2 separate regions of the Homo sapiens genome follow, and region 1 is linked to region 2. The links are chromatin loops, found by intact Hi-C in ENCODE. Cell type or tissue: mammary epithelial cell. All regions are shown on one strand. Each heading gives the region's core, and the rest is flanking DNA. Links, peaks and the distances in the headings are about the cores only. Region 1 has its middle 21 kb from the start of LINC02159. Region 2 overlaps ATP10B (ATPase phospholipid transporting 10B (putative)).

Region 1 (2,924 bases), core at 124-2,623, 120 kb before region 2:
TGAGAAATAATAGATCAGGATGAAGAAAATAGGTTTTTGTTCACCCATGGAAGATTCCACACCCTTAAAGCACTGCTCTGTGAGTGCCTGACCTTCAGTGTGTCACATGCAGTTGCTTAATGATAAACCAAAGTTGCTGTCAACCTGGGAAATTTTGCTGTTTCTCATATTAACCGTGCAGCTTCAACCAGATCCTTTCACCCATTCCTCCCTTGCTTTGTTCCTTGCTAAAGTAGGACACCAGCCAAGGTAACAATCCAGGGAAAAGAAGGCATATAAAATATACAGTGCTTTGCCTTCTTATTAGTTTGTTAAGCTAATCTTAATTTCTAAAGTTATTCTCTTAGTCTCTAAAAATCTCTAACTCAAAGCAGCCAAGATTGAGACACATGTGGCTTTCTTAAACCCAAAGCCAGCATTGCTAATTGTTTACAGCACCACTTTCTCCTACTGCTTTGGGATGTGAGACCTCAGAACCTCAGGCAGTTACTTTAGAACTGACAGGTAAAGACAGTCTATTTGCCATTCCTGCAGCTGCTAAGCCAGGCATTTTCTTTGAATCCTAGCCATGGTTTGGGTGCCAAAGGAGTCAATTTCCCTTGCATTTGCGTGGTGCAGTGTTTGTGTGTGTAATTTAGTAGATCATGGCATCACTAATGGGTGACTGCTGAGAAGCTTTTAATTTGCATGGAACACATCCCTATGCTGAAAAGAAAGCCAAACTTTGCTTATGAATTGTCATCTGTCATTGAGAGAAAGTCTCGAAATGTGGACTCACTTTCTTGAGGCTTTCTGGAGAGTTTAAATACAACTCTAGGGCTGGGCACAGTGACTCATGCCTATAATACAAGTGATCCAGGAGGATGGCTTGAGGTCAGGAATTTGAGACCACCCTGGGCAACATAGCAAGACTCTGTCTCCAAATTATTTTGTTTTTAATTAGCCTAGCATGATGGCATGTACCTGTAGTTCTAGCTATGCTGGAGAGCCCAGGAGCTCGAGGTTACAGTGAGTTATGATCACACCACTGCACTACAACCTGGACAACAGAGCAAGACTCTGACTCTAAAAACAAACAAACGTACAGACATAACTCTGTGTAGGGGAAAGGCATTTTAACCTCTTTTTATCCATCCCCTTCCCAGGTCTCCTTTAAAAGAGAGAGGGGAAAACTGCTGGAATAATTGGTCAGAGATCAAGAATTAATTGCACCATGAATATTAATGGATAGGGCCACTGCATTAAAAGGCCTTAATTCCTCTTCAGCTATTCTCTACGTGCCTACACTACACACAGCTTGGTCAGTAAGTCAAATTAGGACTTGCCCTTGGCAGAACTTGTCAGCTGCCTCTCTTGTTCTGAAACTTCAAGAAACACTCACCTAGCTGAGTCAGGGTTTTCCTTGGAGCCCTGCCATCACGCTGCCTGCATGCTAAATCACTCTGGATGTGGCAATGGGTTAGTGTCTCATTCACTTTCAATTCCTTCTAACAAAAATATTTTGAGCACCCACTATGTGTAGACATCATTGTAGGTGGTATACATCCATCCAACTATATATATATACATATACATATGTTTGTGTATATATATAATTCTAGTCAATAACTAAGTAAAACCTAGAGTTCATCAAATGGTGGTAAGTGCTTTGGAACAAAATTAGACAGGCAAGTGGACCAGGGAATTCAGGGAGGGAAGGGAGATGTGTTCTGATTTCAAGTTGTATGGTGAGGAAAGCCCTCACTGAGAAAATGACAGTCGAATCATACCTGAAGAAGCCAGGATCTGGTCTTGTGACAATTTGGGGACAAGGAAAATCCAGATATGAAAAAGAGCAAAGGCAAACAGGAGGAGGCATTTCTGTGTGTCTGTGAGTAGTAAAGAAGCTGAGTTGCCTGGACAGAGTGAGCAAGAGAAGAGTGACAGGATGGGACATCAGAGTTACCAGGTAGACAGAGGGCAGCAAACTGCATGGGACTTCTGGGTCACTATGATGGCTTTGGGTTTTACTCAGGGAAAGAGGGAATAAACAAAGACATTTCAGGTTGTCTAAGTTTCCTGTTGATGCTATTTCAAATTTGTCATAAATTACCACATGGTTAGCAGTTTAAAATACCACAGATCGACTCTGTTATAGTTCTAAAAGTCAGAAGTCCAAAATCAGCTTCACTGGGCTGAGATCAAGGTGTAAGCAAGCCTGTTTTTTTTTTTTTTCCAGAGGCTATGAGAAGATAATCTGTTTCCTTGCCTTCTTCAGGGTTTAGTGACTACCCATATTCCTTTGCTTTTTGCCCTGCTTCCATCTTCAAAGTGCATCACTCCAATCTCTGCCTTCATCCCAGTACTTTATCATCTGACTCCTCCAGCATCCCTCTTATTAACATTTTTGTGATTACATCAGATCTACACAGATAATCCAGGCCCATCACCCCATCTCAAGATTCTTAACTTGCTGGCTGGGTACAGTGGCTCAGCACTGTAATCCCAGCACTTTGAGAGGCCAAGGCAGGAGGCTTACTTGAGGCCAGGAGTTTAAGACTAGCCTAGGCAACATAGAGAGACCTTGAATCCACAAAAAATAAAAATAAAAAAATTAACTAGGCATGCTGGTGTGTGTCTGCAGTCCCAGCAACTCAAGTGGAGGATCCCTTGAGCCCAGGAGTTGGAGGCCACAATGAGCTATGATCATGCCACTGCACTCCAGCCTAGGTGACAGAGCAAGACCTTGTCACTAAAAAAAAAAAAAAAAAAAAAAAAAAAAAAAAAAAAAAAATTAATTCTTAACTTACTTTTTTCTACAAAGCCTCTTTTTCCATATAAGGTAAAATTCACAGGTTCCAGGGGTTAGGACATGGACTTATTTCTATGGCCATTGTTCAGCCTACCAAAGATAATCTGGTTGGATTTAGGTTTCCAAAGAATTA
Region 2 (2,924 bases), core at 100-2,599:
GTTTTTTTCTGCCACTCTGCACTTAATCACTGAATTCCAGCAACTGAACTTTCTTCGTCATCCTAAATATATTCTCATCTGAAGTCCTTCACACTTGAGTTTTCTCCTTCAGAATATCCTTCTCCCTTCCCCAAAATTTTTACACAATTCAATATCCCATTTCATTCAGGTTGTATTAGTCAGTTTTTTGCTTTACTATAAAGGAATACCTGAGACTAGGTAATCTATAAAGAAAAGAGGGTTAATTGATGTATGGTTCTGCAGGCTGTACAAGCATGGCACCAACATCTACTCAGCTTCTGGTGGGGCCTTAGGAAGCTTACAGTTATGGTGGAAGGCAAAGCAGGAGCTTGCACCTCACATGGCAAGAGTGGGAGCAAGAGAGGGAGAAGGGGGAGGTCCCAGACTCTTTTAAGTAACCAGATATCATGTTAACTGAGAACTCAATTATCACCAAGAGGTTGGTGCTAAACCACTCATGAGGGATCCACCCCCATGATCCAATCACCTTCCACCAGGTCCCACCTCCAACACTGGGAATCACATTTCAGTATGTGAATTGGAGGGACAAATGTCCAAATGACATCACAGGTCTTGGCCTTCATTTCATTTCATCATCAAAAATGTCCCTAACCCTCTTATTTAAAAGATTACTCCACATCGTTCTCTGGTGTCTAGCATAATGGTTGACTTTTTTTTCTCAAAGTATGTACATTACTAACCATTATTCATTAAAATCACAGGTAGATTCTGAAGGCCAAAGAAAAATATTTGAATGGGTCCTTTCAACTAAAGAATATATTTTCCATGGTTTTTAACATAATTAAAATAATGGTCCAGCTAAAATTCTAAAACTTAAAGGTGTGGCTTAAGTATTTTGAGGCTCTCAAATAGAGAACAGAAGTGGAATGGGATTTGGCACTCAAGATGCAAGTGGTTGGCCCTGCCTGATAACCAGATGACAGGCCTGTCTGTGAAAGTTTTTCTCTAGATTCTTTCCACATCACAATTTGAAAGTTACATCTACATGTTTTTCTGATGGTGTAGGTGGGCTGTTTTCTTATGCTCCCTGACCTACTTTAACAGGAATCTAGGATAAATGTACATTCTGAACCCATGAGTAAAATGTGTATGATGTGAGGAACCTACAGAATGGAAGTCTAGCACCAGCTGTCCCATGTAGTTTTCCAACTTCATGCTACATAAAGCAGAGAAGAGAGGCGTCATGAATTGATGAAGTATAGTTCAGCAACCTGGGGCTTTCAGATTTTTGCCAGATGAAAAGACAACTGGAGCTGGCTTTTAAGTACCGGCATAATCTTTTAATTCTGGCAAAAGTTTATGAGTAAGAGATTGCCTAATCCTAAATGATGCCAACAATCTGTAACTACATTACAGAATCCTGATGTCAAAGAATTTGCTTCCAATAAATTTGCTCAAACTTCTATGAGACATAAAATACCTTTATGAACAGTAATTGTTATTGTGTCTTGGTGAGCTAATAACAAGTACAGGCGTATCTCCAGGGCAAGAATGGGGTGGAGGATGGATCATGGGGAAATAACTTTAAAATGGTCTCCAGGGCTAAAGCAGATGGTAGTATATTTGAAAAACGCAGGATAATAAATTATAGCTATTTACATTTCTGCTCTGAAGGCAATTCCTGTGTTTTCTGTAGGATGACTTCTTTGCAAAGGATTATTAACTTCAGAGAGAACTACAACAAATGATATTTTAATGACTAGTATAGTATTAAAAATGTGTTCCTTTTGTTGTGATTTTACTGAAAAAAATCATATTTTGGTAGAGAGATCTTGATTATATTTTAGAAGCTCTGCTGAGTCTTTCTCATGAAGTAAAATGGTAACACATTTTAGGAAGAAAAATACTAACATGGGTTTCCCTTTCAGAAATTACTCATTTCAACAAATATTTAACAAGGTCCTGTTATGGTCACGGCATGGCACTATGCCAGGTACTAAGAGGAATTAAATATATCCCTTGACCTCAAGCCATTTATGATTTTGTGGAGAATATTTCAAAAGCTAAATTTTCTGTATGATATAAGGTATAGTAACAATATGTAGCTGACCCACCCCACTCACATTTATAGTAGCTGATTTTGTAATATCTGCTTTTAAGACCTTTCTAGTTGGGAAAAAAAGCACCATAAACTCTTTCTGATAATAACCAAACAATTTGTAGTGTTGGATAAATGTAATCAGCAATGATGAGAAAACATGATGGACTGACTGATGAGGTGGAAGACTTTGATTGCCTGAATATGTGGTAAGATCGTGTATGTATATGCCTAGAAGCCAAAGTATGATTTTCGCAAAGGGTTGTCGTAATACAAAACCCTTAAGAAAAGGGAAAGTGAGATATCAGAAAAAAAATACATTTTTGGCTTGAGCAAGGGAATATTTGATCGCTCTAGGAGGAGAATCTATTGACATAACCTCACAGTTCAGGGAAAAGCTACAAGGAATTGTGACACTGTGGAATATAAGGAAAAAATGGATAGAGACTGGGTATGAAGGGAGGCTCCTTGAAGGAAGTGGTTTTTCATCTCAGCTTTGAAGGTTATGCATGGGTGTAATATGTGGAAAAGAATGATTGAGTCAGAGGAACCAGAGGGACCAAATGTATGAAACCCTGAACTTGCTGGGAAACTTGTGGAGAAAAATAATTTCACTGCCTTGTTGGTAAAAGCTAAGGAAGCAAAGATAGTTTGCAAGTAGTTCACCGAGGGTATTATTCAGTAAGCAATGAAGAGAATGTAGGGTGTGAAGAATAATGCAATGAGACTAGAGTTTTAGAAAGATAACTTTGGAAGGGCAATGTAAATGACAAGGAGAATATGTGTGACAGTCATTCACAGCAGAGAGAACTTTATCTCATTTAGTCCTCTGCAATAACTAGCA

What was found. Hi-C counts contacts between places; a loop is a spot of excess contacts. Peaks named below come from ENCODE experiments on the same cell type or tissue, not always from the same donor. Only the 100,000 strongest peaks of a DNase experiment are listed, where the experiment ranks them.
Region 1: a loop joins it to region 2, with 2.1 times the contacts of the local background. A loop is called at or near these places in 3 of 110 quality-filtered maps.

Annotation. Positions count from the first base shown.
Region 1 is chr5:160,958,432-160,961,355 of GRCh38, reverse strand. No RefSeq gene overlaps it. Among named protein-coding and RNA genes, the nearest start is that of LINC02159, 21 kb to the right of the region's middle. In mammary epithelial cell, for the core only: no CTCF peak of the experiment used is centred there; a DNase peak (open chromatin) is centred at 1,385; H3K27ac peaks cover 1,768 bases.
Region 2 is chr5:160,836,424-160,839,347 of GRCh38, reverse strand. The region is part of intron 1 of ATP10B (ATPase phospholipid transporting 10B (putative)); the gene reads left to right. Among named protein-coding and RNA genes, the nearest start is that of ATP10B, 14 kb to the left of the region's middle. In mammary epithelial cell, for the core only: no CTCF peak of the experiment used is centred there; a DNase peak (open chromatin) is centred at 1,417; H3K27ac peaks cover 2,485 bases.